Regions from separate parts of the Homo sapiens genome. Here region 2 is linked to region 1. Evidence: read pairs that join two places in POLR2A ChIA-PET (ENCODE). Cell type or tissue: Panc1. All regions are shown on one strand. Each heading gives the region's core, and the rest is flanking DNA. Links, peaks and the distances in the headings are about the cores only. Region 1 holds the start of LOC124900218 (a long non-coding RNA gene). Region 2 has its middle 210 kb from the start of TFAP2A-AS2.

Region 1 (16,592 bases), core at 4,386-12,385:
CCCCTTACTGGCCCTAAGGAAGCAAGTGGCTATGTTGGGAAGGCCAATGTGGCAAAGACCTTAAAGCAGTTTTTAGCCAAGAGCCATCAACAAACTGAAGCCCCAGTACACAGCCTGCAAAAAAAACTAAATTCTTCCAGCAAGTACGTGCACTTGGAAGCAGATCCTTGTCTAGTCAAGCCATAGATAAGAACCCAGTCCTGGCTAACATCTTGATTGCAGCCTTATTGAGGACCCAGCTAAGCCATGCTCGAATTCCTGACTTACAGAAACTATGAAATAATCGATGGGTATTATTTAAGCTGCTAAATGTTTCATAACATAGTTACTAAACAATACATAATTAATACAGAGGCAAACTTGGTAATTTTTTTGCAAGTAGGGTGAAATCTCAGATCCTTGATAGTTCTTAGCAGTTTTGGCAGCAAGGATGGTATGCTGACAGACACGTGGCTTTCAGGAAGGAGAAAGATAAGGGTCTTGTGGACTAATTAATGGACTTTGAGGGAAATCCATGGGAATTATCGGTAAACATGTTGACCACATTATATGGTTAAATGGGCAATAAGTGGTTCTCCATTTTATTGCCTGTTAATGAGGAGGAATTTTCCTTAATTCCCCAACTTAATGGGTTCAGGCCAAGTCCCAAGAAGCAGACTCAGACTGCTAGCTGGGCAGTACCCTGGTTGTTTCTAACTCTCCTCCAAGAAGGGGAACTTTCTCACCAATCCAGCAGCCAGCCTCAGGTCTATCCCATGGTAACAATTAATGGTAGATTTATCCTAGAGGAGGCAGAAGGTGCTGTCTTCTTTCAGACAACAGTTACAGAGACATCCATTTATAGTGTGTATACAAGGTGGGAAATTTTCAACAATCATGGGCAGACACTAACAGCATTGTGGTCCTACCTGCAAAACACCAGCTATCTCTTTAGGGAAAATTATACTCTTCAGTCCATTGCCTGAAACAAAACTGTTGTTCAATGGAACTCCTGAACCTGGGCCTGGACCTCGTTCACACATAGTTGAGCTGAATTGAAACCAACAGTGTCTGTTGAGTCGCTGCAGCTGTCTAGCCTTAGTGACAGCTATGCGCAACCAAAAATGCAGATGTCTGCTCAAATCAGTGAGTAGAACTCAAGTCCATTCTCACTGTTCTGCCCACTATTCCCCTCAATAAACTATGTTAAATTTTGACCGGCTTTTGGACTAGGACCAATGGTCTAATTGTTTGGTCTGCCACTTGAAAACTGTAGGCTGGCAGATTAAAGATACCCTTATTTTGCTTCATGAAATGAAAAAAAAAAAATTACTGCTGCTAATGAAATCTTCTGGGTTACTCACACAGGAGTCCAGGGTAAAGGCCTATTCTGTGATGGAACTAGCTGGAGTCAAATTGCTGATTGAGTCTGTACCACCTGGACTGCCACTGGTGCCGTCTGGCTCTGTCCTTATACCGAATACGGCAACACATGCCCCAGCATAGACTAAGTAAGAAGTAAAGGACTATATGTTTTTTGATGCTGAGTTATCATGACAAGCCAGACTTCTGACTCTTGCCAAGTCAACCCATTTATTTTACAGTGAGTGAGGCAACATAACACAGGGTATGGCTCCCATCCACTCCTGGAAAATAGAGCACATCAGACTTTTAATCCCTTCTCAGAGCTATCAGTGGTACCTCACTGCTACTGACATTTTGGGGGGATTATGGTGTTACTTTTCCAGTCTGATCAGCAGAATCTAGCCATAATATTGTGGCTCTTAAAACTAAAAGGAGTCACAGTGTTTTTGGTTCTCTGGAGCATTTGCATTCTAATATGCCTTTATTACCAAAGCCACTCAACAAGCTAATAGTCAAGATAGTCTTGAAAATAATAGAGCAATCATCCAGCAATTAGTTGAACTTAACAGGTGAGTATCGTCAAAGGAAGAGGCTCTCAAAAATAGGCCAAAACCACTGTCAGTGCAGGGTAACTGTGGGCATACCCAAGGCTGTGTTCACTGAGGATAAATGTCAGAGGGGTTATATTGCAGGAAGAAATAGACTCCATAAAAAATAGTCCAGCCAATCACTTAAAAAATAAACAAGAAAACAAAAATAACAAGCCCAGGGGAGAGAGGGAAGGATAGAGCACCAGCATCCACAGCTGCTATATTATCAAAAGTGCTTGGTGTCTAACAAAAAAATTACAAGATATACAAAGAAACAGGAAGGTAGTAGGCCAGGAAAAAGCAGACAACAGAAGTTGCTTGTGAAAGAAACTAGATATTGGATCTAACAGAAAAAGCATTCAAGGTAGCCATTATAAGTATACTCAAATACCTAAAGGAAATCATAATTAAAGACATGAAAGAATGATTACAATGGACATTTATGGACGATGTCATATGAAATAGAGAATACCAGTAAAGAGGTAGAAACTATGTATATATTTTAAAAGCCAAATGGAAATTCTGAAGTTGAAAATACAGTAACTAAGATTTAAAATCACCAAAGGGGTTTAAGAGTAGATCTGAGAAGCAAAAGAAAGAATTAACAAACATGAAGATCTATCAGTAGATGGTATGAAATCCAAATAATTTAAAAAAAAAAAAAAAAAAAGAGGCTGGGCTCAGTGGCTCACACCTGTAATCCCAGCATTTTGGGAGGCCAAGGTGGGCAGATTGCCTGAGATCAGGTGTTCAAGACCAGTCTGGCCAACATGGTGAAACCCCATCTCTACTAAAAATCTTTACAAAAAATTTAGCCAGACGTGGTGGTGTGCACCTGTAATCACAGCTACTCGGGAAGCTGAGGTAGGGGAATTGCTTGAACCAGGGATGTGGAGGTTGCAGTGAGCTGAGATCACACCACTGCACTCCAGCCTGGGCGACAGCTGAAATCACGCCACTGCACTCCAGCCTGGGCGACAGAGTGAGACTCCATCTCAAAAAAAAAAAAAAATTAGAAAAATAAAGATAGACTTAGAGAGCTGTAAGACACTACTAAGCACATCTACATGTCCATACTGGGAGTACCAGAAGGAGAGAGAGAAAAAGAAATTAGTAGAAAAAATAGGGGAATAAATAATGACTGACAACTTACAAAATGTATTGAAAAGCAATAATCTACACATCTAGGAAACTCAACAACCTCCAAGTTGAATAAACACAAAGAGATTCAGAAGCAGTCTCATCATAGCAAAAATACTGAAAATCAAAGACAAGGAGAAACTCTTAAAAGCATTTAAAGAAAAACAATTTGTCACTTACATATAAGCCCCAATAAGATTAACAACTGACTCATCAGCGGAAGCAATGGAAACCATAGGATAATATATTCAAAGTGTTCAAGGAAAAAACTATGCAGCAAGTTACTCTTCAAAACTGAAAGAAAACTGAAAACATTCCCAGATAAATAAAAACTAAAAAAACAGTTGTTGCTAACAGATCTGCTATATAAGAAATACTAAAAGAAGTTCATCAGGCTGATATGACCACAGATAGTAATTAGAATCCATACAAAAAAAAAAAGAGCACTGGTAAAGACAATCGTGTAATCAAAATACCCATATAAATGCATATTTATTCTACTTTCTTCTCTTATTTTAAAAACAAGTATACAGAACACTATGTATATAATGTGTTATTGAGCCTATAACATATAGAAATGCAATATAGTTGCCAAAAACAGCACAAAGGAAATAGATAGGAACAAAGCTGTATTGGGCTAAGAAAATGGCTCCAGACGATAACTCAAATTCAGAATAACAAATGAAGAGGACCAGAAACAATAAATACAAAGCTAATATAATAAAAGCTGTAAATATAAACTTGCCTTCTTTTCTTCTCTTAGCTCCTTTGAAAGACAAAATTATACAAAGTAATAATTATAGCAATCCTTTTGAATTTGTAACTTGTATGGATTTAATAATTATAACAATACCACAAAAAGAGGGAAAAGAAAAATAGATGTAATATATATAACAAAATACCATAAGAAGAATAAAAAGGAATACTTCTATGTCTCACTTGAATTAATTTAGTATAAATCTGAAGCTGATTGTGATAAGATCTATATTGTAAGCAAGAATAACCATTAAAAATTTTCAAAAATAATTAGTAAAAAAAATTCTTAAAGAAATTAAAATGCTACATTAGAAAATATTAGCTTAATGCAAAAGAAAGCAGTAAAGGAAAAATAGTGGAACAAAAAGACATAAAATATAAAAATTAAAATTAAAATGGCAGATGTAAACCCAACTGTAATTGAAAATAACAGTAAATGTGAATGAATTAAACAGTCCAATCAAAAGACAGAGATTGTCAGACTGGGTTAAAAAAAAATATGATTCAACTATATGCTGTCTAAGGGAGACATACTTTTAATTGAAATACATAGATGGAAAATAAAAAGACTTTTTTAAAAAGGACATACCATGCAAACAGCTACTACAAAAAAGCTGGAGTAAATGGCTATAATAATTTCAGACAAAACGTACTTAAAACGTACAATGTTGCTAGATATAAAAATGGACAATTTATCATGATAAAGTGGTCAATCCATCTGGGAGATATAACCATCATAAACATATATGCATGTAATAACAGAGCACCAAAATATTTAAAACCAAAGCTGACTGAAATGAAGAGAGGAATAGACAATGCAACAATAAGAATTGGAAACTATAACATCCCACATTCAACAATTGATAGAACAACTAAGTAGGTCAACAAGGAAACAGAAGACCTGAACAACACTGTAAGCCTAGTGAACTATAAACATTATAAACTAGACCTAGAAGACATTTATAAGATATTTCACCCAACAAAAGCAGAATATACGTTGTTCTTAAGCCCACATATAACATTTTCTAGAAAAGTCTGTTAGGCAATAAATCAAATCTCAATAAATTTTTAAAAACAGAAATAATACAAAGCATGTTCTCTGACCACAATGGAATTATATAAGACATTAATAACAGAAAAAAACAGGAAACTCACAAATATGGGAAAATTAAACAATACACTCCTAAATGACCAATGGATCAAAAAAGAAATTAAAAGGAAAATAAGAAAAATTTTGAGTGAATGAAAATGAAGATAGAACATACCAAAATATATGAGATACAGCAAAACAGTGCTTGGAGGAAAACTGACAACTGCAAATGAAAGGAAGAAAGATTTCAAGTCAATAACCCAAACTTACATCTTAAGATAGACATTTGAAAATGAAGAAAAAAAGAACTAAAGTTAAAGCAAGCAGAAGCAAAAATAAAACAAAAAATGAAGATTAGAGCAGAAACTAATAAAATATAGAATAGAAAAATAATAGAGAAAATCAATGAAATCAAAAGTTGGTAGCTTTTAAAAAAACAAAATTGATAAATATTCATCTAAATTGATCAAGAAAAAAGAGAGAAATCGCAGATTACTAGGATCAGAAATGAAAAAGACATCACTACTGACCTTATTATAAAATAATACTATGAACAATGATACACTAAATTAGATAACTTTGATTAAATGGACAAATTCCTATAAAGGCACAAACCACCAAAATTGACACAAGAGGAAATACACAATCTGAATAGATCTATAACAAGTATAGAGATTGAATTACAGTTATGCATCACTTAACTATGGGGATATGTTCTGACAAATGTGTTTAGGCAGTTTTGTTGTTGTTGTGCAAACATAATAGAGTGTACTTATACAAACCTAGATGGTATAGCTAACTATACACCTGTATGGCCTCAGTGTGATTGCTCCTAGGTTTAGATTGTTCCTAGGCTGCAAACCTGTCCAGCATGTTACTGTACTGAATATTGTAGGCAACTGTAACATAATGGTAAGTATTTGTACATGTAAACACATCTAAACATATTCGAAGTACTATAAAATATGGCATTATAATTTTATGAGACCACTATCATGTGGCCCGTCATTAACAAAAATATTATTATGCTGTGCATGACTGTAGTAATTTTTAAAACTATCCATGAAGAAAAGCCCAGGTCCAGATGGATTCATCACTGAATTGTACCAAACATTTAACAAAGAATTAATGCCAGTTCTTCACAAACTCTTCCAAAATATAAAAGAAAGCCTTCCAGAGCCAAGATGGCCAAATAGGAACAGCTCCTGTCTATAGCTCCCAGCGTGAGCGACACAGAAGATGGGTGATTTCTGCATTTCCAACTGAGGTACCGGGTTCATCTCACTGAGGAGTGCCAGACAGTAGGCGCAGGACGGTGGGTGCAGCGCACTGTGCAAGAGCCGAAGCAGGGCGAGGCATCGCCTCACCCGGGAAGTGCAAGGGGTCAGGGAATTCCCTTTCCTAGTCAAAGAAAGGGGTGACAGACGGCACTGGAAAATCGAGTCACTCCCACCCTAATACTGCGCTTTTCCAACGGGCTTAAAAAACAGCACACCAGGAGATTATATCCCTCACCTGTCTCGGAGGGTCCTACGCCCACGGAGTCTCGCTCATTGCTAGCACAGCAGTCCGAGATCAAACAGCAAGGCGGCAGCGAGGGGGGAGGGGCGCCCACCATTGCCCAGGCTTGCTTAGGTAAACAAAGCAGCCGGGAAGCTCGAACTGGGTGGAGCCCACCACAGCTCATGGAGGCCTGCCTGCCTCTGTAGGCTCCACCTCTGGGGACAGGGCACAGACAAACAAAAAGACAGCAGTAACCTCTGCAGACTTAAATGTCCCTCTCTGACAGCTTTGAAGAGAGCAGGAAACAACAGGTGCTGGAGAGGATGTGGAGAAATAGGAACACTTTTACACTGTTGGTGGGAGTGTAAACTAGTTCATCCATTGTGGAAGACAATGCAACGATTCCTCAGGGATCTAGAACTAGAAATACCATTTGACCCAGCCATCCCATTACTGGGTATATACCCAAAGGACTATAAATCATGCTGCTATAAAGACACATGCACATGTATGTTTATTGCAGCACTATTCACAATAGCAAAGACTTGGAACCAACCTAAATGTCCAATAATGATAGACTGGATTAAGAAAATGTGGCACATATACACCATGGAATATATGCAGCCATAAAAAATGATGAGTTCATGTCCTTTGTAGGGACATGGATGAAACTGGAAACCATCATTCTCAGCAAACTATCGCAAGGACAAAAAACCAAACACTGCATGTTCTCACTCGTAGGTGGGAATTTAACAATGAGAACACATGGACACAGGAAGGGGAACATCACACACCAGGTACTATTGTGGGGTGGGGGGCGGCGGGAGGGATAGCATTAGGAGATATACCTAATGCTAAATGACGAGTTAATAGGTGCAGCACACCAACATGGCACATGTATACATATGTAACAAACCTGCACATTGTGCACATGTACCCTAAAACTTAAAGTATAATAATAATAAAATTTTTAAAAAAAGAAAGCACTTCCAAACTCACTCTGAGACCAGCATTACCAATTCCAAAACTGAAAAAGCTATCAGAAAACGAGAAAACTAAAGGCCAATATCTCCTTTGAATATGGACACAAAATCTCCAGCAAAACACTGGCAAACCGAATACAGCAACATATAAAAAGAATCATACACCATAATCAATTAAGTGGAATTTGTCCTAAGGATGCAAGGTTGTTTAACATCTGAAAATCAATTAATATAACATACCCTATCAATGGAAAAAAATTATATGATCGTCTCAGTAAATACACAAAAAGCATTAGACAAAATCTAATGGCCTTTTATGATTAAAAACACTTCACAAACTGTAAAGAGAAGAAAACTTCTTGAACTTGGTAAAAGGCATCTATGAAAAACTTGGAGTTAACATTATACTTAATGGTGAAAGACTGGATGCTTTCCCCTAAAGATAAGGAAAAAGACAAGGATGTCAAGTCTCACCTCTTCTATTCAACATTATACTAGCAGTCAAGCCAGGGCAATTATGCAGGAAAAATAAATAAAAAGCATTCAGATTGGAAATGAAGAAGTGAAATTATCTCTATTCACAGATGACATACTTATATATAGAAAATTCTACAGAATCATATTGAAATTATTAAAACTAATAAATCAATTTGGCAAGGTTGCAGGATACAACATCAACATACAAAAATAAATTGTATTTCAATATGATTGCAATGAACAATCCATAAATGAAACTGAGAAAACAACTCTTGTTAGACATGGTGGCTCACGCCTGTAATCCCAGCACTTTGGAAGGCGGAGGCAGGCCGATCACCTGAAGTCAGGAGTTTGAGACCAGCCTGGCCAACATAGTGAAACCCCGTCTCTACTAAAAACACAAAAACTAGCCGGGGATGGTGGCAGACACCTGTACTCCCAGCTACTGGGGAGGCTGAGGCAGGAGAATTGCTTGAACCCAGGAGGCAGAGGTTGCAGTAAGCTGAGATTACACCACTGCACTCCAGCCTGGGTGACAGAGTGAGACACCATCTCGGGAAAAAAAAAAGAAAGAAAACATTTCTTGTTTTAAGAACATCGAAAATATATATATTTAAGAATAAATTTAACAAAATATATGCAAAACTTATGCTTTGAAAGGCCAGGGTTGGCTGTGCGCAGTGGCTCACGCCTGTAATCCCACTTTTTGGGAGGCCAAGGCAGGCAGATGACGAGGTCAGGAGATCGAGACCATCCTGGATAACACGGTGAAACAACATCTCTACTAAAAATACAAAAAATTAGCCAGGCTTGGTGGCGGGCGCCTGTAGTCCCAGCTACTCGGGAGGCTGAGGAAGGAGAATGGCATGAACCCAGGAGGTAGAGCTTGCGGTGAGATGAGATCGCGCCCCTGCACTCCAGCCTGGGCGACAGAGCGAGACTCAGTCTCAAAAAAAAAAAAAAAAGAAAGGCCAGGGTTGTTATGGATAGTACAACTGCCCCAAGCTTCCTTTTTGCAGGCCAGGACAAGTCTGTGCAATCACTAATACATCCTGCTGCATCTGGATGAATGCCTTGGACTGAGGAGAAAAGCCACTGTGGAAACTAAAGGAGAATACTACCTGGCTATAAGATAGATCTGGATGATTCATTGAACTTGTTCAGCTTATGGAATCCGGAACCCTTTAAGTCACGGTGAGGTTAATACTGCAGGATGGCCTCATCCTGCTGCTTGAAGTCCTGTTGATAATAATTTTAATTAAATACTATATGAGGTAAATTGAATGGATTTGGCCCCAGCCTCTATTGGTCAGATTGACCAGAGCAGCAGATGGAGTGGCATACTCATGCCTAAATTTGCCAGAAGCAGGGGTGTAGAAACAAGGGAGATTGTTTCTACAAGTGGAGATTTTAAAAACATCTTCCACAGGTCTCTCATGTTCCTGCACCTGACTGTCTTTGTTCCGGGATGTATAGCAAACAGTTTTGGAAGATAGTGTCTCCTTTTGGAGTCTGGGGCTTATGGTCCAGTATAATAAGGATAATTTCTCCCTCCAAGATAAAGAGCAGGCATATTCACTGCTTGTTATAGAAGATCCAGGTTTCCTAAATTCAGGGTTCTTCTACAATGCAACTCTCTTCACGTGCAGGGTCACCTGGCCCTCTTCATGTTGCACTGTGAGAGTTATGGTTCAGGGAACCAAGGCAAATTCTGGCTACTGTCATTGCTGTGACTAATAAAATCCTTTGTTTCTGACCCAAGAATCTCATGTCTTCTACCAACATCTATGAAACTGTGGTAGGCTCGCCTGTTTACAGTTAACACTTTGCTTACAGGCCCTTTACAGTTCTTGACTGTGCCTATGACTTACTCATCTTTGTATACTTCATTCCATCTGTACTAAATGAGTATATAAATGAATTTTTATTTGAGCCATGTAAAAACACCCCAAAACATACAGCCGGTCCACAGATCAACTTCATGCCTCTTATGAGATATACAGTATCAGGGTATAAAATACATGACCGAGTATAATTCATAGATGAACAAAAGACCGTTTCCAAGCTATTTATACAAATAAGTCCACAACATAGCAGTTCTATTCATTTCAGCTATCATGAAAATTTCCCCAATCCCCACAGCCAAATTGATTGTGGCTTGATCTGTATAAATCTCTTATACTGCTAAAAATTAATCCATTAATGTCCAGCACAGTTCATCTTCTGCACATCAAAAATTCTCATTCTCATTTTTCCTCTCCCTCTCTCTCTCTGACACACACACACACACACACACACACACACACACACACACACCCCTTAGCAATGAAAAGTTTTTCTTTATATTCTTAAGATTCTCAGCACACTAAGAAAAAACAGCAATAAAGATGTCTGGGTCCTGAGTTAAAAATTCAGCAGAATACCTCCAACAACAACTAAATTGAATATATATACACAAAACAAGTCACATTAAGAGTAAAAACAAGATCTCTTTATCCCATATAAATATCTGCCTCCACACTATTCACAATAGTGAAGACTTGGAACCAACCCGAACGTCCATCAATGATAGACTGGATTAAGAAAATGTGGCACATATACACCATGGAATTCTATGCAGCCATAAAAAAGGATGAGTTCATGTCCTTTGTAGGGACATGGATGAAGCTGGAAACCATTATTCTGAGCAAACTATCACAAGGACACTACATGTTCTCACTCATAGGTGGGAACTGAACAATGAGAACACTTGGACACAGGGTGGGGAACATCACACACTGGGGCATGTCATGGGGTGGGGTGCTGGGGGGGGTGCGGATAGCATTAGGATATATACCTAATGTAAATGACGAGTTAACGGGTGCAGCACACCAACATGGCACATGTATGCATATGTAACAAACCTGCACGTTGTGCACATGTACCCTAGAAATTAAAGTATAATAAAAAATAAATAAATAAATAAATAAGTATCTGCCTCCTAAGATAAAATGCTCCTTGACTTCAACACCTTATAGAGGAATGAGAAAGGGAACATGTTCTCTATTTTTAAGAAGACTTTTTAAAGCTTTCATTTAATTAGCCAGGCGTGGTGGCAGGTGCCTGTAGTCCCAGCTACTCGGGAAGCTGAGGCAGGAGAATCGCTTGAACCCGGGAAGCAGAGGTTGCAGTCAGCCGAGACTGCACCACTGCACTCCAGCCTGGGCAACAGAGCAAGACTCTGTCTAAAAAAAAAAAAAAAGCTTTCATTTAAAAAGCAATTATCAGTGGACCAAAATAGATTTATAAAGATGATTCATCTCAGTTAAGCTTCAGTCAGATAAGCATCCTCAAGTCCCAGACCTGTGTGCTATGATTCAGTGTGAAATGGCTTGAGATAGACAGGGCTGGGCTGAGGCTACAGTCAATAGGGAGCCATCTCATGGAGACTCGGGCAGGAAGCCATGACTGTGGTTAATTCAATGGTGGGTTCCTTTTACATGTAAGCGAAACCTGAGAGTTCTTCTTCCTTCCTTTTAAAATTTGTCATTGAGAAGTTCCATTTTTAATTATTCTTTCACATTTAGCACCTTTGCAGATTTAGGATCTGCAAAAGTACATTAGGCTCAGCAGCATTTGGGGTGCCATGCAACTAGCTCTTATGCTACATTCCAGTTTTTCAGAATGAAGTAAAATAGAACCAAGATCCTCCCTCTGCCTTGCTCACTGATAACCCTCCTGGGCTTGGGGTGAGAGAAGAGACGTCGCCACAGTCAAATCACATCGCTCTCAGGGAAGCAGCCAGCGTTCTTTCAGACATTCATGAATGGCCCTTTTCTCCCTTTCCCTTTCCTTTTGTGCCCAGACTTTCTGTGTCAAGAACCTGAGAGCTGTTCAGAAGGGAAGAAAGGACATAGAGGTGCTCTCGCATTTCTTCCCAGAGGTGCTGAAATTAACCCCTTATCTGTCCTGGGCAAGCATCCTGAGGTTTCCTTAATTAACATTTGTCAGACTCTTTCAAAGGAAAGGTACCAGGTGATGATTACAGTAGCTTGTCTCACCCTCTTTGGCTGGTAAATTAGCTTAGAACTTTCTCATGAAACTTGGGGTATCAAGCAACTCTCCTTAAAAGGAACTAATCCCCTTTCCAATGATTTCCAATTCTAGGGTCTATAGGAAGCAGATACAATGAAAATTTGAGGCAAAAATGTACTCACTATTCAAACTTGATTATAGTGACATCGTTTTCATACTTCAAAATCAAATTCCCAAATTCTGCCCTGCAAATCCTTCCCACTTTTTCACTGTTACTTTGTTTCTATTTGGACTATTCCCATTTCCATGAGGAATACTGGCTCAGAAATAAAACATACACTATAATTTGGCTTTTGGGTTCCAGCTTTAAGACATGTATGAGCATCGTGTTGTTACTGTTAACTTACAATTGAGGATGCTTCTCTCACACTTGTTGATTTTACTAACGTGTGTGAGGGTGCCTGTGAAATCAGCATTCCAGCACCAACCATTTGTTACCAGAAAACTAATAATCAAATCAAGTAAGTGAATCACTGAGCCCCAGAGCCTGCCTCATTCTTTTGCAATAAGGATCGCACCTCATTTCCTTCTGGAACTTGATTACAACAAACAAAGATTCAAAAAGGGCTGAGGCCTAAAGATCACCCTAAACAACTTGGAGAGCTCAACATTGTGAAGCTCAGCTACCAATATGTTGCTGTTAACTCAAAGAATGGAAAAGGAGATGGAAGTTTTAAGGTTCCCCAGACTTGCAGAAATCTGTACAAACCAGCCTAAAGAACTAAGAAAAGAAAAAGCTTTTTTAGTCCTCTGACGTCTACTTGGAAGTTTTCACATACTGTAGTTAAGACCAAAGAACAAGTCTTGGGCCCGTCTAACCCTGACCAAAATTGATTTTCTGTCCAGTAACTGCCCGAGTTCTAGGTTAGTTCATGCCCTATCTGACAAAGCGCCTTCGCTAAATACGCTACAGTAGCCCACAGGGATCTTTTTTAAGGTTTCCCCAAGAGTGACTTTTTATTCCCCTCCTATCTTCCCTAGAATTTTCTTTTGTTTGAAACCGCAACCTCAGTTTTTTAAAATTCCATGAATGAAAAACCATGAATATTTTAGAAAACATTCAGGTTATAGAAGTGGCCACATTTGTTGATTTCTTAAATAAAGCTGAAGTTCTCTGTCCGTTGCTATATGGTAAGCCCTAGGGCTCAATTCAGATAAGTGTACTGTGTTTCACTGCCAAAAAAAACATCCGTTTTCTTCTACAGTCACCATAAACCAACAACCCTAGAAAAACCTGCTTTGTTGTCCTGAAGGAGCTGTTATTGTTCAGAATATTTTACATGTAAGTGAAACCTGAGAGTTCTTCTTCCTTCCTTTTATAATTTGTCATTGGGAACTTCCATTTTTATTTATTCTTTCACATTTAGCACCTGAATACTTATGGGATCTGCAAAAGTACATATTGAAATATGCAAATGGTATATAGCATGTGAGTGTCAGATTCACGGAAATTAAATCAAATACAGGGGAGAGAAAAGAAACAGAGTGCATTAAAGCTAACTTTATGGTCCCAAGCTGTAGACAAATTGTGGTCTGTGGTAGTTAAACAACAGCTGTTCGAATTTAAAATAAAATTATGATAAGGATCCCCAGAAGATAACACTTCTTGAGGTAACAGCATTTACCTCAATGCATCTGTTAGCAAATAGCACTGACGAGCGTTGATGTGAAGGTTTATTCCCATTTCTTTTCCTATGGTCGTTCTGTCATTCCCATTTCTGGTAGATAGTTACTCTTACTGAGTGAAATTTATGTTTCGTTTCCCAGCATAACCTTTTCTTCCATGTCTGCTCAGGTGAATTTCTGCTCCAGCTGGCTGGGGACCATCATGACAAGGGAATGTGATCAAGAAGACAAACACATAGATATCATGAAGAAAAGAAAACGGAAGGTGGGTACTCCTTTAGTTGGGGTTCATTTATTCAAACTAAGTCTTCCTTAAACTCTTAGTGAATAGCAATTCTTTAAGAGCTTCACACCCAATAAAATTTAAACTTTTATGTAGTATTTTCTTCATTTATTGTGCAAGAGCTTTACTGCAGACACGTAGGAAACCACCCAGCTGGAATTTGTAAGAGCAGTGACTGCTGTTTCCCTCAATACCTCAAATCTGTGTGTGCTCATTTCAAGCCTATCTGCTTATTTTCTCTCTCTCTCCTGACTCACTCCATCTCTTGCTCTCTCTAGATCCTGATCTCTGTCCCCTCTCATCACTGTCATCACCATCACATCCACCAAAATGCACATTGGTAGCAAATAGACTATATTCCTAAAAATAAATCTCTCAACCTATATGTTTTTGGTAAATAAAACAATTTATCCAAGCCAAGAGAATGCATACATTTGTTAAACAATTTATACTTTATCTGAAACATGATATTTGTTCATATACTTAAGGATGTTTAAGGAAATAATTTGGAACTGAAAACTTTCCCACAAAGCTGTGTGTATATAGAGAGATAAAATCTACATGTAGAAGCAGCCTCTTTGCATGCCCCAGTGCCAAGAAAAATCGTAATGGAGGGTTTTCAGATACAAATTAAATTTTGAAGCACTTTGCATTTTTTTTATTTTTATTTTTTTGAGACCCAGGCTGGAGTGCAGTGGCACAATCTCGGCTCACTGCAACCTCCGCCTCCTGGGTTCAAGTGATTCTCCTGCCTCAGCCTCCCGAGTAGCTGTGATTACAGGTAGCTGCCACCATGCCTGGCTAATTTTTGTATCTTTAGTAGAGATGGGGTTTTGTCATGTTGGCCAGGCTGGTCTCAAGGTCTGACCTCAGGTGATCCGCCCACCTTGGCCTCCCAAAGTGCTGGGATTATAGGCATGAGCCACCACGCCCAGCCTACATTTTTAAAAATGAGCCAAAAACAGGAGTTAATAAGGAATTATTGTTATTAAGATATGTTAACTTTTAAAATAAAACTGACATTGTAAAATTTGTCAGTGAACTGGAATATTATAGTTTGGGTTGTTTATGATTTTAACATTTTCAATAATATAAAAATTATTTGTTAATAATTTTATAACTTGCTTGCTTTTTCAGATACCAATATACTTTATTCTGAGCCAAGGCAAAGTCCATCTGACAACAGCAGATTGGACAATAACTGAAAATGTAGTCTGTAAGGAAGCTTAATAATAAGATATACATCTCTTTATATTTCACTAAATGGCTAAAGAATGCGGAAAACTTATGTTTATACAAAAACCAGCAGACTGACATTTATAGCAGCTTTATCCATAACTGTCAACATTTGGAAGCAACCAAGATGTCCTTTAGCAGGTGAATTGATAAATAAAACTGTGGCACATCCAGACAAGGGAATATTATTCAGCACTAAAAATAAAGGAGCTATCAAGCCAGGAAAAAACAAGGAGGAAACTCACATGCATATTGCTAAGTAAAAGAAGCCAGCCTGGAAAAGCTGCATACTGTATGATTCCAACTCTGTGACATTCTGGAAAAGTAAAACCCTGGAGGCAGTAAAGAGATCAGTGGTTGCCAGAAGTTAGGAGGAAAGGAGGGATGAATAGGCAGGGCACAGAGGATTTTTAGGGCAGTGAAACTACTCTGTGTGGTCCTGTAATGGTGGTTTAATGTCATTATGCATTTGGCCACACCCATAGAATGTACACCACCAAGAGTGAACTCTAATGTAAACTGTGGACTTTGGGTGATAATGATGTGTCAGTGTGGGTTCAATTGTAACAAATGTGCCACTCTGGTGGGGGATGGTGATAATGCGGAGCTGTGCACGTGGGGTGGGCAGGGGCATGCGGGAAATCTCTGTCCCTTCCTCTCAATTTTGCAGTAAACTTTAAAGCTCTTAAAAAGTAAGTATTTTTTAAACAAGAAAGAAACAAGGTGAACTAAATGTACAGCTAGATCTAACATAAGGAAATAAGAATTGCTATTAATTTACATATATTAACTAATTAATTGTGAACCTTTTTAAAATACCATTGTGAACTGTAATGTATTTTATATTCAAATGAATCCTCAGCCTTCTTCATTGTAAATATTAGCTGAACAAATGAGTAAATAAAAATCGACTTCATAGAAAATCAAGTGAGTCCGGTCATAGCCAGATAACAGTGTTTAACCCACAAAAGATATGCAATTGTTCTTTAAAACAGTAAGAGGATTAATACAAAATTATTAAAGTTTATATTAAAGACATAAATGTAATCTTTACAAATAATTTTCTTATGGATAAATTATGCTTACTGTAGTTATTAGCCGGAACTTGCAATAATCTCCATATTAAGACAACCAAGACAACAATTAGTTTGTTTTAAGGCACCTGCCAACTTATATACTAGAAAATAAAAGTTTTCCAAGTGAAAAAACAGCTTTGCTCAGAATTTAAAACACTCTACTGGATAGCCTGCTTAACAGCACTAGGAAAACAAAAATTCTATGCATCAAAAGATGAATGAAAAGAGAAACAATAAACCAGGATGAAGATACATACAAACCCAATGGCTTCATATCTAGAATACATAAAGAACTCCCACAAATCAATAAGAAAAAGAGAAGCAGCCCAATAGAAAAATGGCAAAGTATGTGAACACAGAATCTATGAAAGAGAAAATTCAAATACTCCAAAACATTTTTAAATATGTTCAACC
Region 2 (16,592 bases), core at 3,688-11,687, 60 kb after region 1:
CTAAGTAGGTAATTTTCCTTTTTCCATGGCTGCTCATGGTTGTACAGAAGATAACTCTGGCCCAATCTACTTTTCTAGACTGATCTCACATGACACCTGCTCCACCTATGGGGAAGGTCTCTACAGGTCCCCAGGAAGCCTGTGCTCTGCTCTATATTTTCACTTAATCATCTTCTCCATATACTACATTATATAACATACAAATATTATCTATTATAATAATTATATGCTGTAATGCAATTATTTGTTCACATATCCATCTCTCCAACTAAACTCTGTGCTTCTAGTACAGTGCCTGACACACAGAGAGAAAAAACAGATCTGATGAATGAAATAAGTCAGCAGAATGGCGTTATTGGAGCTTGATGAGAATAAGTAGTTTTGTTCTAATCATTTTAGTAGCAACACTCACTCAAGAACATTGTATTGCATTTGTCCAATGTACTCACAAATTAATATATACTAGTTTATGATTTTAATTTTTTTATTTCCAGAGTCTCAAATTGTGCACTTGAATTTTGAAAGCATAATAAACCTCCAACTACTCTTTTTGCCTTCAATCCCTCCTTCCAATTCAAGCTATAAATTTTCACATAAAGGAAATTACTGTCTCTAGACAATTATCTGTTATCCATTTGGAAATGAAAGAGGTTGAGTAAATTTAGCCTTCCATCCATGCCCTCATTTAAGTCAGTAGATTCCATCTCCCCATCCAGCTACTCAGTGGTTTTATATACAAGTGTCACCACAAGAAACAGACAAATTAATGATTTTTCCATTATGAATTCCATAGGCTAACAGGTTTCCCTGAGAATGAAAATATGTCCCTTCTCTCAATATCATGTACATCATTATTCCACATACACTTTCAATTCTACTACTTTTATGGAGCATTAGATGAAGAATAAATTAAGTGCTTTGGAAAGAGTCAAAGCTCCCTTTCTTAGAAATGGAAAGATCTAATCCAGGTATCCCCAGTCACAAGATGTGGACCTTCTTGTTGTCTTTGAAGTCTTTCCTTGTTAAGCAGAATACCATGCACCAATATCAACCCTTGGGACCATGCATCAGTTATGAATCCCAGGGAAGGCCTCTAAACACCTCACCAATACCATCCACCAGCATCAATTCCAGAGAACTCTAAATACCTTGCCAATGTCTGCTAAGGTTTTTAGATCTGGCAAGAGGTTTTGCACAAACCCAGCTACCAGAGGTTTTACATAAACCCAACCTCCAACATATGAGTCTAGTGAGACAGAACACTTACACAAGAAGTCATGCAGAGCAACTTTATCACTCCCAGACAGGCAGCATGAATCAACAGAAGTCTCAAATCCACGGTGAGCTGGCTCCCCAGGGCTCAGGAAAACTGCCTAGGGAAGATGTAATCTTACTGGATTTTATACCCTGGGGGAACTCGGATTACTGAGCTGAAGCGTTGCAGGACCCCAAGGAAACAGATCACTGAGCTAAAGTGTTGCAAGACATCCTGTCCTAGGAAGGAATAGGACAAAGCTTGGGCTGTTGCAGAAATTTCCTCCTTATCTCAGGATACTGCATTCTCAGCACATTCTGCAATTATCCTGACAACTACAAACAGGAGATGGAAGAGCTGGTTCAGCCAAGGCCATTCAGGGACCTGTCATCCTGCATACCAGATTCATTTCTAATCAATTACAGATGCTTCCTTCCCTCTTTAATTTGCCATACTTTCCAACCTAAGAGAGGAAGACAGAATCCATGGTGTCCTCTTCCCTAGTCCTCCACTCAGAAGGTCCATTCATCACCCTCACCCTCCGAACTAAAAGCTTCAACGTCCAAGAAATATCACATATAGCATCAACATCTCTCCAGTAGGGGTTGAGGGCATTGAATAAACCCACTGAGAAATGCTGTGGCTACTTTCTCTGAAAGTACTTAACTCATATTATTGGCTAGACTATTGAAACAATTCAGTCAAATAATCATGTAAGTCCACCAAATAACTGATTTAAACCCCAGAATTTGCTCATTTAAATTTGCTGATTATTTTTTCATTATATGGATGGCAACTGTACCACTTAGTGCCAAAGGCAACATAATGGTGATAATGAAAATAGACACAGTTTTGCTTGATAATGTCTATGAACATATGAGATTGAGGATTTGTCTTAAATACTAAACCTCTCAGTGTATAGATAATAAAACTATTACCACAGATCAGTATCTTACCTAAAATTATAAAGTCATTCTTTTGCAAAACTGGCATAATTAGCTTCCCATTCAATTGTCTGTACAAGTAATTTAACTTCACAAGAAGTTTCTTTTATGGATTCTTATTAGATTTAAAACATCACATTGAGCTAAAACTCATAAATTCGTCTGAATAAGAATGTATTAATGCTGCCCTCAAAAGACTTCCAGTTAAACAGTCCAGTAATTAGACTGGAGGGAAGATTGAGAGAGAAAGTCCTGGCCATTTAAAGGTGAACTCTGCAAGCATGAATCAAAATCCTGTGTACATGGAACAACCAGGTAGGAAATTCGATGGTGCTAAGCTCCATTGGCTGAGTTGGATACAAAGGTCCAAGCTTCTAAAGAGTGTTGTTTTGGTGTCAGCATGGTACCATGTAGAGGATCTAGGACCAGCAAGGCATGTACATTTTCCATTTGGGCAGATATTACTTAATTTGAACATGGCAAATCTAGGCTTGGGAGTGTATGAAAACAAACAGAAATATGGAAAGCTTATTAAAACCTTCCTCCTTACTACCCATCTATTTTTGGGGGGACCTAATCTGGTAAATAAAAATAATATTGTCTGATTACACCTAGGAATATCTACGTGGGAAACTGGTGTATGAAGGAAATAAAATTATGTGTTGTGTGAAATTCAGAAGGCTTGTCATCGGATACAATGCAAAGCAAAGGTTAAGTATTATGTGCTTCTTTTTATGACAATGAAAATAAATAGAAAAGACAAAAAATTATTTCTAAAAGGTGAGATTTTAGGCTGGTCCAATTTCTGGACTTATGTAATCTTCCCACTAATAGTGTGTATCTGTACCCATTATACCTATTTTCTTATTTTAAATCAAATCTTAAAGGCAATCTCTCCAAGGACATACCAGAATAAAGGACACCTAAAGGACTTATCTTAAGACACTGACACATATTTGCATCACTGGTGGCAAAATGAGGCAGAAGTCTGATCTGAGAACACCTAAACGAAAAGTGTGAAATTATTCTTATACCAGGAGAAATATATCTTATAAAAACATATTGAAAAAGCCACTGAGCTGTATTAATATAGTTACGTGTGTGTGTGTATATCTATCTACAAATAGATAGATAGATAGATAGATATGTTTGTTGAGACTGAATTCTAGACTCTTCCTTTCATTGTACATGCAGGGCAATGTACAAATTCAATGTACAGTATCATACCGATATGGAAATAATTTCCATTTTGCCTGTTTACTTCTTTACTCTAAAATATGATGTAGGTGAGTACTTTGCAAAATGTGTTAGGATTTCTACTGAGATATCAAACAATTTCTCAAAGCAATGTCACCAATTAGTATTTTTAATTCAAAAAAAAAATGTGTGAGAAAACAAACGCTCTCTTGGCCTCATGTGTGAAAGAATGGAGAACATGGCCTTTGCATCTCTTCTCAGTCTTTGCAGAGCCCATGCTCCAATCCCAATGAAGCAATTGTGCCAAGTTGAATCCCCTACTTTGCCTGTAACTAGAAATAGCCAAGGAGTCCATTAGCATCCCCAAAGTAACTACAGCTGATCTAAATCATCCAAACTGATTCAGATTTTGAGGCCACAGGACCTATGAGATTTCTCGTGAATAGAGAAGAACTTTCAGTCATTCAGGGATTCTAAAGAGTAATCTCCACCTTTCCAACATAATTAGGAAGGAAACTGACCCACTATGCCAAATCAGCCTTGGGAAATAGTTGTCAGCACACAGCACAAAAATCGTCAAACTGAAGGACACTGTAACAATTGTTGAGTTCCGTCTTCTGAGAGATGCAGGCATTCCCTAGACGACATTCCCACCCAGGTGTTCTGGAGTCTGCTTCAGCATTTCCAACAATGAGTTATCTTAATATGATTTTTAATTTTTAGAAAGAGAATTACAGTACCCTCCATTTGTAATACACTTTGGAAAAATACTTTTCAGTGTGTTAATTTCAGACCCCAAGGAGTCCCTGAGGACCCTTCGGGGGTCTTGGAGTTTAAAGCTATTTTCATAATAAAATAAAGATACTATTTTCGTTTTTTAGTGTGTTGACATTTGCACTCATGGTGCAAAAGCAATGGGTCAAACTACTGGCCACTCAGCACAAATCAAGAAATGGTACTAAATTCAACTAGCAATCATTGTATTCTTCACTGCCAGCCACTGGTGGGTTGGGGCGAGGTGGGAGGGGGTGTTTTACTTACTGATGGCCCTGATGCGGCAGTAAAAATGAACTGACTAAATCTGAACACTTGCATATACATTTTAAAAATACTGTATTATATTTGAAGAAATGGGAGTCAGACATAAAGTGCGTCAGCTGCGTGACAAAGAATGATGCTTGACTTCTGGGATCATTTGAGTTGCAAGTCGCATTAGTCACTATTCTTCACAGAACATCATTGGTACTTGGAAGAATGACTGACAGCAGATCATGGTTATTCTGATTTGGTTACTTGGCAGAAACTTTTCAAAAAGTCAACCAAATAAATCTGTCAGGTCAAGGTAAACAACTGGCAATATTTGTTGCCAATGATAAAATTCAAGAAAAGCAGGAAATACACTAAACAAATTGGACTTCAGAACAAACAGAAATGCCTCTACTTGTGAAGACCATAAATTTCAGTAGCAAAATTTCGTACCAGAAGCTTTCTTACTAAAGGTAGACCTGCCCAAAGCATATGCATTAACCCAGAACATTTTGCAGTTTGCTCTGCTGTTAGCAAGATGTTCCCCTCACTACAGGTGACATGAGCAAGGAGTCCCCAGTTTTCTGGGCCTATTCAGAGGCCCATTTGGTGTGGCTAAGGATGCATCCAACAGAGCTTGGCAGAACCTTCCCTGCTTCTAGCCAGAGACGCTTCGACAGGTAACCCTCCTCAAAGCTGAGCTCAGCCCTGGCCTATTGAAAACAAAACAGGAGACCTTCTGCCTTATTTCATAACCATAACCATCCCATCCACCATGAAAGACCCAGTGCTGAAAATGCAGAAACTCCCCCAACTCCCTTCAGGTTTGTTTTTCCCATAGGATTTGTCATTTTATACTATGAATGTTAAAATTTGTTCCAAGGTTGGCTTCAATATGCAAGAAATAAGGCAGAAAAGAGATCAAAAGGAGATAAATCCTTTTAATCAAAAAATATTAACACCACAAAACAGCAGGGTTTATGTCGCTTGTGTTCTTTTGGTTTCTATGTGTTTGTTCTTTTTTATTTTGTTTTATTTTAATCTTCTGGCTCTTAAAGAAAAAAGAAACAGAAAATTACATAAACCAAAGAGAAGTTTAGAGATCCCTCATGAACAAAGATTGAATAATAATCTAATAGGACAAGTAAAGACAATTTAATAATAACTCATGGGTCTAGGTCACCAGTGCCCTGTAATGGAAGACACATGTATAATTTAAAATTTTCTCATAGCCACTTTTTAAAAAGTGAAATAAAACGGGTAAAATTAATTGTAATAATGTATTTTATTATTTTAATGTCATCAATATAAAAATATTAACTAGATATTTTACATTATTTGTTCATACTATATATTAGTTTCCTACACCTGCCAAAATAAAGTGGCATAGATTGAGTAGCACCAACAACGGAAATTTATTCTCTCAAAGTCTGGATGCTGGAAGTCCCAGATCTAGGTACCACTAGGGTTAAGTTCTTGTGAGGGCTCTCTTCCTGACTTCCAGACAGCCGCCTTCTTACAGTGTGCTCACATAGCAGAGAGAGAGCTCTCTGGTGTCTTTTCTTATAAAGGCACTATTCCTATGAGGATCCCACCCTTATAAACTCATTTAGGCTTAATTACTTTCTTACTTCAAACCTCCCATTGGGGTTTAGGGCTTCAGCATATGGATTTTGTGGGGTGGGGGGACACAATTCTATTTATAACATACTAAGTCTTTAAAATCTGATGTGTATTTTACACTTGCAGCACACCACAGCTTGGACTAAGCACATTTCAAATGTTCAATAGCCACAAGTGGATTCTGGCTGCTGTCTTAGACAGTCCTGACCTCAATAAATGGTTATTGGCTTCAGAAGTGAGAGCAACTCTGAAACTGAGAATTGCGGAGCTAGAGCCAAGAGCCTGATCTTTAGATAGAAGGCAGTTACCCTAGGAAGAAGCCTGGCCAGAAGCCAAGGTTCACCTGCAGGCAGCCAGGGAAACTGATGACACACTGCTTAGGGGAAAATAATTAGTCTTCAAAACCCAACTGTCAGTTTCCAAAGTTTGTGGACAAAATTGGCAGCCAAAGCTTAATGGAACATTTTTCCTCAGCTAAGAAAAGAGTAGCAAGATTTCTGGATGTGACTCGCTACAGGGTGTGTGCAGGTTCACCCCGCTCCCCGCTCAGCCACTGTAAGCTCCCGGGGGACTCCAGCCACAGGCATGGGCTTGGGATGGGGGAGGGTTCTCTAGTGACTTGCCTTTACAAGGGAATTGGTATGACTGGCATTCATCACTGGCAAGCATAAACAACATTAAAGCACACCAAATCCTGCCATGTTACCTTCTGTTCACCAAAACTGCAGGCAAACCAAAAACAAACAAACAAAAAAGATGTTGAAATAAGGAAACAATGCCTTAAGGAAAAAAATAATCCCTTGATTTTCACAACAAACAATAAAACAAACAATAAATAAATAACCTTCAAAGGTAAAAATTATTGTCCTTTTAAATATAAAATCACACCTGCAGCAAGAAAAACGCAAGTCATACATATAACAGATACCAAAACCCAAGAGAATCAAGAAAAACATTTCAGTTCAGAACATTGAGCAGTTGATACACTCTGTAAGAGTTCTCCATTTGATTAGTCATTTTTAATTCTACCTGTGGACTCTTAAAGGTGTTCTTTTCCCATAATGGTAATAGTAACTCTCAGGGACCCACCTAGGCTTTGACCTGCCAGAGGCAAAATTGTGACAGTGTCTTTGGCAGCTCCAACCTCTCCTTACTGGGACTCCAGCTCCCCTCTGTCCCACACACTTCTTAGCAGCTTCCCACTACTTTCCGGGCCTTTAGCTTTCACTATCCTAGAAGGGCAATCCAATAGGCACATTTGCCCATAAACTTAGCTGCAGTAGAATCTGTTCTTTGCCTGCTCTATAAACCTTCTCCTTTTTCCTGGTAGTAGCCTGCTTTCTCTGGAGAACTATCCCTTCCTCACTCTCTGCCTGCGGTTGAGGTGGAACTGACTCCACCTTCAGTATCCAGGGTGGACCCATGACTGGGCACCCAAGCCACGTGTTCCATCCGTTGGCCACAGTGACAGGTGAGGAAAGGGCATATAAACAAAGTCAACCAAGTAAGCAGTTCCCTCCGGAACTTCTCCAAAGGCCACAAGGAAAAACACTGCTCTCCTACTGGTGCTGCTGACAGAACCGTCTTGCCACCATCTGGGGACAAGACTGCCCAAATGAAGTGAGCAGAGGGAAAAACAGATTCCAGAGATGGGGAGATGTGTCCTCTTGACATCGCTCCAGTACCTGGTTCCAATGATCCAGGTTTCTGATTAAGCTGCTTTGAGCTGGGTTTTCTGTCACTTGCAACCAAGAGTCTTGACAAATAGAGCACTATACTAATTTAACCTCTTCAGAATAAACATCCCTCCTACTCCACCCCTCCCTCAACATCACCACCACTCCCAGAAGAGAACAAGGCTTAACAACAAAGGAAGAGATCCCCAGTGAGGGGATTTTAGGCACCTACGGCAAATTAATGAAGCTGATAGTTACAGGCAGGAAGTTTTTCCAGCATCCACACAGCTTCTAAAAACGTTACATAGTTAACAGCTCATACTGTTTCACTAAGGCCAATTCTGCTGTTTTGCATTCTTGGTCTACTGAGTTTTCCTTTAGTTATTTGAGCCCAGAGCCGAAAACATCTCAATAAGCCAGATGCTTTCCATTAGAACAGGCCAGGGTTGGGTTCTCACAACCGTGAGATGAAACAGCTATGTCTCCCTCCTACTGAATTATCCTCCCAACCATTGAAACCAGTCTCCTTTATTACAGCCTCCCTTTCATCCAATTATCCTTAGGCCAGAGTCACCTTTCTCTAACATTTATATACTCATGATTTTCCTGCTCAAAACTTTTTCATGGAATCAGAATAATGTTTAAAGTCCTTAGCATTGCCATCTCCTCTGTGAAGTCTTCCTAGACAACCCCTCTCCTCCACCACAGGATCCATACTTCTTTGGTGGCTTAGTATTTTATCTGTCAGTCTTCAATGATAGCTATTTGTGTGGCTATATTTTCTCCACCTGATTCTGTATTATAAATTCCTTGAGAATGGAGCTGTCTTATGCATCCTTTTTTCTTTTTTTCTTTTTTTTTTTTTTTTTTTTTTTTGTGAGGGGGAGTTTTGCTCTTGTTGCCCAGGCTGGAGCGCAATGGTGTGATCTCTGCTAACCGCAACCTCTGCCTCCCAGGTTCAAGCAATTCTTCTGCCTCAGCCTCCCGAGTAGCTGGGATTACAGGCATGCACCACTATGCCTAGATGAATTTTGTATTTTTTTATTTTTTTTAGTAGAGACATCGTTTCTCCATGTTGGTCAGGCTGGTCTCTAACTCCCGACTTCAAGTGATTCATCCGCCTTGGCCTCCCAAAGTGCTGGGTTTACAGACATGAACCACCATGCCTGGCCGTATGCATCTCTTAATTAAAAATTCCTGGCTGAGAAACAGACAAAAGCACTCGAGATGTGCATAGAATGCCTTGACCTCCACAAACTGGCACCAACCTACATTTCCACCACTCTACACACCCATCATTGTTCCTCTGTTCCAGCCATATAAGACAGCTTAGTTGGGGTCTCTTTGGATTTACTCAGACCAGCAGACATAATAACAGTTACCCTCTGGCTTCCCCACTGTCTATTATATACACTTTTTCCTAATATGTAGTGTCCGATTTGTAATAATTTCAACTTCATGATATCTCTTATTCATAATGTCCTTCTCTACCTCATTTCTCCTGGTGCACACATCTTCTCAGCTTCACTTTCCAAACCTAACTGCCGATTTTCTTCATTTCAGGATGCAATTTTTTAGGAATGAGACTCCAGCCAACCCAGTTCTTCCCTATTTGTGCAAAGCTTTCCAGGTCAGGACCCAGGCCAGCCATAGGTTGGCTGCTTTTGGATCAGCTGCTCCTCTCTGGTCCAACCAGCCTGGACAGTAGGGGCCACATGTCTGCCTTGGTCCATCCATATTATCGTGAGTGGGCTAGTCATCCTTAACTGAGGCCAGGGTTAGGTCAGGCACCCTACGATTGTCCAAACTGTGCCCCAAACACTATACCCACTGACACTGTTTAATCAATCATTCATTTGAAATGCCCTTCCACCCACTTTCTCCATTTGAAACTTCATCCTTAATAAAATCCAATTTAAATATTACCTACACTATGAGAACTTTCCCAAATCTCCGAATGGATATAAACCTCTCCTTTTTATGCAATCCCAAAGTACATGGTGCCTTTAATTTAGTATTATCACACTATCCTAGATGGTAAACATTTGGAGATGTTTCTTGGGTTTTTTTCTGGATTGTAGATTTCTTAAAGGCTAGGACCATAGCATTTATATTTTGTTTCCCACAGTATACCTCACAGAGAGCTTAAAAACAGTGATATTCAATAAAAAGTAAAATTAAATTAAATTCCAAATAGCTACTAAATTGTAAGAACAATTTTGGAGATGCAATATAGTTAGCTATTGCCCTCGACTTCTTTCCACTGAGTCCAAATTGTCCCTAAAATACACCCCATTTCTATCACACTGTGTGTTCTTTTGCAGCTTTCAAGTCCCTCTACTTCCTCCAGGATTCAGTCAGTTCTTTCCCAAATCCCTCAGGCTACTCTATCCTACTCTATCTAAAAGCCCCAACCACTATGCTTTGATTTCAGTTGGAACAACCTGGCTGTCAAGATCTCCAGGGCCTAGAGATCAGCTCATAGCCGTATCTATTTAAGCTTCCTTAGCAGCAAAATCCAGTGAGCCTCTGCTTTCTAAGTTCCTAAATTTGGACTTTTTGTTCAGAAAAACTTGTACATGTGATTTGCCACAGAGGCAAACTTAAAATAAAATGAACTTTTGCCTTTTCACAAAAATGTGAAATGGGCTTAACTTAGTCCAAAAACCAATAAATAGTTCTGTTTCTTTTTTTTTTTTTTTTTTTTCTTTTCTTTTTGAGACGGAGTCTCACTCTGTCGCCCAGGCCGGACTGCGGACTGCAGTGGCGCAATCTCCGCTCACTGCAAGCTCCGCTTCCCGGGTTCACGCCATTCTCCTGCCTCAGCCTCCCGAGTAGCTGGGACTACAGGCGCCTGCCACCGCGCCTGGCTAATTTTTTGTATTTTTAGTAGAGACGGGGTTTCACCTTGTTAGCCAGGATGGTCTCGATCTCCTGACCTCATGATCCACCCGCCTCGGCCTCCCAAAGTGCTGGGATTACAGGCGTGAGCCACCGCGCCCGGCCAGTTCTGTTTCTTATATGATAAAACATCCAGCACTTTGCATGACAAATCAGACAATCTGGAATTTGCTTTGAAGGCTAAACTTGTCTTAATAATTTTAAATTACTAAGCTGGAAAATAATACTCCCAATTGTTAAAAAATCTTAAAAGAGCCTCTACCATTAGACAGAGCTTTCATAAAACAGTAAAGTGTCCTCCAGTCTTCTAGATCTAGAAATGTCCACAATTCTTGATTATTCAAGAAACTAGGCTGGGTGCGGTGGCTCATGCCTGTAATCCCAGCACTTTGGGAGGCCGAGGCGGGCGGATCACCTGAGGTCAGGAGTTCAAGATCAGCCTGGCCAACGTGGCAAAACCCCATCTCTACTAAAAATACAGGTGGTGGGCACCTGTAATCCCAACTACTCAGGAGGCTAAGGCAGGAGAATCGCTTGAACCCGGGAGGTGGAGGTTGAGATGAGCCGAGATGGTGCCATTGCACTCTAGCCTGGGCAACAGTGCAAAACTCTGTCAAAAAAAAAAAAAAAAGAAAAGAAAAGAAAAAAGAAAAGAAACTATTATCTAACTTATGGATTTCCTGGTCTTCACTTTCATATTCTTTCTTCATGCTTGCTTTCTCTCTTTTAACCCCTCTGGCAAAGGCTGAGTAAAACAAAGTGAGATGAAAAATTAAATAAAAATTGAAAACATGCTGCATGATAGTCATTAGTTTCATTATGGACATTAATTCTTCCTTGGCCTTTTTCACTGAAAAAGTGCACTCCACGTAACACTTCCTGCTAAGATCATGCTATTCCACTGGGGCACACGATGTTACTGACCCACTCTGCTGACTCCATGTCTCAGCGACTCCATTCCCAAAGTGTTAATCAAGCATTCTGCCTCTTATTTTTAAAGTAAGCTTGGGTGGGAATGTGATTTCAACACAGTGGATGATAAAGAGCTATCAAGAATTCATGCTCGGGCATCTAATTTGCTTTTAACCTAAATGCCCTTCAATGGTAGACTGGATAAAGAAAATGTGGTACATATACACCATGGAATACTATGCAGCCATAAAAAAGGACGAGATCATGTCCTTTGCAGGAACATGGATGGAGCTGGAGGCCGTTACCCTTAGCAAACAAATACAGGAACAGAAAACCAAATACCACATGTTCTCACTTATAGGTGGGAACTGAATGATGAGAACACATGGACACGCAGAGGAGAACACCACCCTGGAGCCTATCAGAGGGTGGAGAGTGGAGGGTAGCAGGAGGGAGAGGATCGGAAACAATAGCTAATGGGTACTCAGCTTAATACCCAGGTAATGAAATAATCTGTGCAACAAACCCCTACCATACAAGTTTACCTATGTAAGAAACCTGCACATGTACCCCTGAACTTAAAATTAAATTTAAAACAAAATTCATGCCCTGGTTTTCCAGGCTATTTTTACCTTGGAAAATAGACTCAGTCATTTTTAAAAGACAAAAGTCCAACTGTTTGAAAAGCAAAGTCCATGCAAGAGAATGCAATGTTAAGTTCAGATACCTGAAAACTTCTACCTGAGGATTATTTTTTGAGACCTGCCACCTTTATGTGCAGCAGTCCTCAGCATCTCTTTTTATTTTTATTTTATTTTTTTTGAGATGGAGTCTGGCTCTGTCACCCAGGCTGGAGTGCAGTGGTGCGATCTTGGCTCACTGCAAGCTCCGCCTCCTGGGTTCACGCCATTCTCCTGCCTCAGCCTCCCAAGTAGCTGGGACTACAGGCGTCTGCCACCATGCCCGGCTAATTTTTTTGTATTTTTAGTAGAGACAGGGTTTCACCGTGTTTGGCAGGATGGTCTCGAACTCCTGACCTTGTGATCCACCCACTTTGGCCTCCCAAAGTGCTGGGATTACAGTCATGAGCCACTGCACCCGGCCCAGGTCTCAGCATCTCTTTAACATGTATAGAGGACCCCAAGAGCTTTTGTTTATGGAAATTATACCTATTGATATTTATCATATTAGAAATTAAAAGAGAAATTTTAAAACTGTTTCATCCATTAAATAACCCAAAATGACTATAGCGAATACATTACGTATTAACACAAATGACATATATTTTATTTTTAAAAATAACTATTTTCCAAAACCAAAGAAAATTTGCAGTGTCATTGTTTTACATTGTTTGCAAATCTTATATGATATCTTTATAAAATACCTTGCTTAATAGAAGACAGCTGGATTTTCCTGTCTGCCTCTGCATTTAATCTGTTGCGATGTGTTGTTTTGGCTGAAATAGCTGAAGAAAACTTGGCTTCATACAAATACAGCTGAAAAAAGAAGGACCTTGCCGACGCTCTGAAAGGCACATTTTGAGAACCACTGGGGTGGTGATATAGCTATGCATATGACACAGCTGTCATTGTGTAATTCAAATCCAGCTTTTGTGTTCTTACTTCAGCAGAGCTTCACTGATGGGCTTTGAAGGAGGCAATCCTGCATTTGAAAGCTGCCTCCATCCCTCTGGCTACGTGTTTTTGGACAGGATACTTTATTCCATCTGTAACTGAAGTCGTTGGGAGGATCTAAGAATGCCTGACATTCTTAGGTGATACAGTAGGCACTTCATAAATGCGCATTTTCTTTCTTTTTCTCTCACCTTTCTGTATGGTAGACACACCTGACAGCGGTAAGTTAACTTAAGCATATCCTAATAATGACCCTGCATGGCCAATGCAGTTGAATGTGTGTTCAGAGTTCCAAGCTAAGGAATTCGGGAGTGGCCAACACAGTTTCATTCCTTATCTATGAGGAACATCTAAGCCCCAGGGCCATCCCATCCCATAAAACATGGGTGTACAGGGGATGGAAGCCCTTTGTTTTGGGTTAAATGAAGGTTGCCAGGTGGTTGTTAGAGGGAGGGTGCTGAGTGAAAAATGCTGCATAAACCACATGCTCTTTGCAACCAGTTATGGTGCTGCCTAGGCTGCTGCTACTGGACTGTAGGTAAGGTGGTTCTCCTGTACAGTCAACACCACTGGACTGTAGGTAAGGCGGTTCTCCTGTACAGTCAACACCACTGGACTGTAGGTAAGGCGGTTCTCCTGTGCAGTCACCACAACTGGACTGTAGGTAAGGTGGTTCTCCTTACAGTTACCACCAATGGACTGTAGGTAAAGTGGTTCTCCTGTACAGTCACCATCACTGGACTGTAGGTAAAGTGGTTCTCCTGTACAGTCACCATCACTGGACTGTAGGTAAGGTGGTTCTCCTATACAGTCACCACCACTAGACTGTAGACAAGGCAGTTCTCCTGTACAGTCACCACCACTAGACTGTAGACAAGGCAGTTCTCCTGTACAGTCACCACCACTGGACTGTAGGTAGGGCGGTTCTCCTGTCCAGTCACCACCACTGGACTGTAGGTAGGGCAGTTCTCCTGTATAGTCTGCCACCACTGGACTGTAGGTAAGGCGGTTCTGTCTAGCCCACCACCACTGGACTGTAGGTAAGGTGGTTCTCCTGTCTAGCCAGCTGCCACTGGACCACCTTGTTTGTAAGTTTCCTGCTAATCAAACTCCATGTCTCGTTTGTTGGCTTTGGGTCTCTTCTTTGGCCTCTTCAACCTGGTGCCATCACTATTGAAGCTAATAGGGGTCTGACAGGACACATTCTGGGATGATTAATTTCATGTGTTAGCGTAACTAGACCACGGGATGCCCAGAGTCTGGTTAAACATTATTCTGGATGTGTCTGTTTGGGTGTTTCTGGGAGAGGTTAGCACTTGAATTGGTGGACTGAGTAAAGTAGATTGTCCTTCCCATTGTGGGTGGATTTCATTCAACCCATCAGGGCCTGAACAGAACAAAGAGACAAACAAAGGAGGAATTCTCTCTCTCTGCTAGACTGCTTCAGCTAGGACATTGGTCTTTTGCTGCCCTTGGTCTGGGACTTACACCATCAGCACTCCTGGTTCTCAGGCCTTTGGACTTGGACTGGAATTATATTAATACCGCCAGGTTTTCTGCATCCCCAGATTGCAGACAGCAGATCGTGGGACTTCTCAGTCTCCATAATTGCATGAGCCAATTCCTTGTAAACCTCATGTGATGGATAGATAGATAGATAGATAGATAGATAGATAGATAGATAGATCTATAGAGCATATCCTATTTGTTCTGTTTCTCTGCAGAATCATGATAAATATACCTTTTCTTTGCCTTTTTTCCTCTGCTAATGTTCTGATCACTAACAAAACACAACTCTTGTCATGGGTATTTGTTTAATAGCAGGCATTTGTGGTTTACTGCCCACTATCCACACCTGTTCCTTCTGGTTACAGAGCCGAGTTTTCAGTTCAGAAGTTTGGATGGTGTTGTCCCAGTTCCAACCAATAGACCATGATAGTCTTACTTTAGTCCAGATTGGCCATCTGCCTGGCAAGATGATTTCTTCAAGGATAACATAAACCCAGCCAAAGAAAAGTTACCACTCTTCTTTTGGACTTGGTAGTGGGAGGACAAGAGGCAGAGGGGTGTAGGTTGCTTCAGCCTTCTTGGCCTATGAAAGGAGTCACTGAGTGAAGGCAGCTGGCACCTACAGAAAGCGCAGACAAGACAGAAATCTCGTGGATATTGTTAGAGGTTTAAAGCAGGCTCTACCCCAAATCAGAGCTTCCATAGGCTTCCAGTTATGTGAGCCAACACACTGTTTCTGCCAAGTCTAGTTTGACTTAGGTTTTCTATGACTTTCATCATGCAGAATCCTAACTGATATACCCTCCGGTATGATTGTTTCAGTGGCATCTCCTAAACCTGGTACCTCAGTGAATAAACTTGAGCTGGAGCTGCGAGCCATCCAGCCACTACCAACACCCACACATGGAAAAAACCATGAGATGAGGAAGAGAGAATCCCATCCTAATGACATTGTTTGAGCTGCTAAATCCATCTTAGTGCTGCCCTGCACTCTCCAATTACGTGTATGCATATGCTGATTTGGGTTCATTTTTCTGTCACCTATAACCAAAAGATTTCTAACCAAGATATTGGCAATGCCAGAGACTCTCACATGGTGGTGAATGACTTGCACAACTATTAAAGCCTCAAGAACTACGTAAAAATACCCCTGGACCATCGTGCTAAAATCTTAATACTTGACTTTAGCATGGGTGGTTTACCTAAGGAAATGTTGAGAAGAACAACTTTTGCTCAGCATGGCTTAATACCAAACCTACTGCCCTTACTTCCATATTTTCCTTGGTTGTTATCACACTACATCATGGGCCTGGAACCTGATAATCTTGCAGACTCTAATATATACATTGATCTACCTTTCCCCTTTTCCAATTTTCTAGCAAGTCCCCTAAGAGTTTCTTTTTCAAATGACTGGAATTTCCTGAGTGAAATTTGTTCCCTCAGCCTCACTGTAAGCAGGGATGCATTTAGAAAATTCTGATGCATGGAAGGTATTTTTGAAACTTGTAATCTACCAAGAGAAAATGTTCTACCACATTTCAGCTAAGCTACTCCCACAGGATCAGGATCAACTAAATGCAGAGAATTGCCCCTTTACATTTCCAACTTAAACTATTCTGCCTGGTCCTCAGCTTTAAGCATGTTTCCCAAAAATAAAGAAGAAAGAAGCTCCTTAGGAGCACCTCCCAGTTCTCCCCTGGTGTGGACAGCCTCCTGGCTTCAGCACAAACTAGCCTGTAGAAATGGAAGTGAAGTTAGCCCAAGTCATAGAACATTGGGCCACGGAGATAAATCAAGACTGAACTGGATGCTGTGTCTGAATTATTTGACTTGGCATCACACTCAGCAGATGATTGTCAGTTTCCCATTTCCTTTTGTGCTGTGCTTTCTCAGACTCCACACCAAAAGGAAGCTG

The links. Peaks named below come from ENCODE experiments on the same cell type or tissue, not always from the same donor. Only the 100,000 strongest peaks of a DNase experiment are listed, where the experiment ranks them.
Region 2: POLR2A ChIA-PET joins it to region 1 with 21 read pairs; 2 of 35 experiments call an interaction of 5 or more read pairs at or near these places.

What each region holds. Positions count from the first base shown.
Region 1 is chr6:10,127,869-10,144,460 of GRCh38, forward strand. LOC124900218 (a long non-coding RNA gene) reads right to left here and starts at 12,816. Exons shown (of 5, transcript XR_007059909.1): 1 at 12,080-12,816. It overlaps LOC105374918 (a long non-coding RNA gene), which reads left to right and starts at 12,918. Exons shown (of 3, transcript XR_926456.3): 1 at 12,918-13,239; 2 at 13,753-13,848; 3 at 15,004-16,592. It also overlaps the pseudogene OFCC1. RefSeq lists an enhancer at 5,946-6,447. In Panc1, for the core only: no CTCF peak of the experiment used is centred there; no DNase peak of the experiment used is centred there; H3K27ac peaks cover 605 bases.
Region 2 is chr6:10,188,793-10,205,384 of GRCh38, forward strand. It overlaps the pseudogene OFCC1. Among named protein-coding and RNA genes, the nearest start is that of TFAP2A-AS2, 210 kb to the right of the region's middle. In Panc1, for the core only: no CTCF peak of the experiment used is centred there; no DNase peak of the experiment used is centred there; H3K27ac peaks cover 1,278 bases.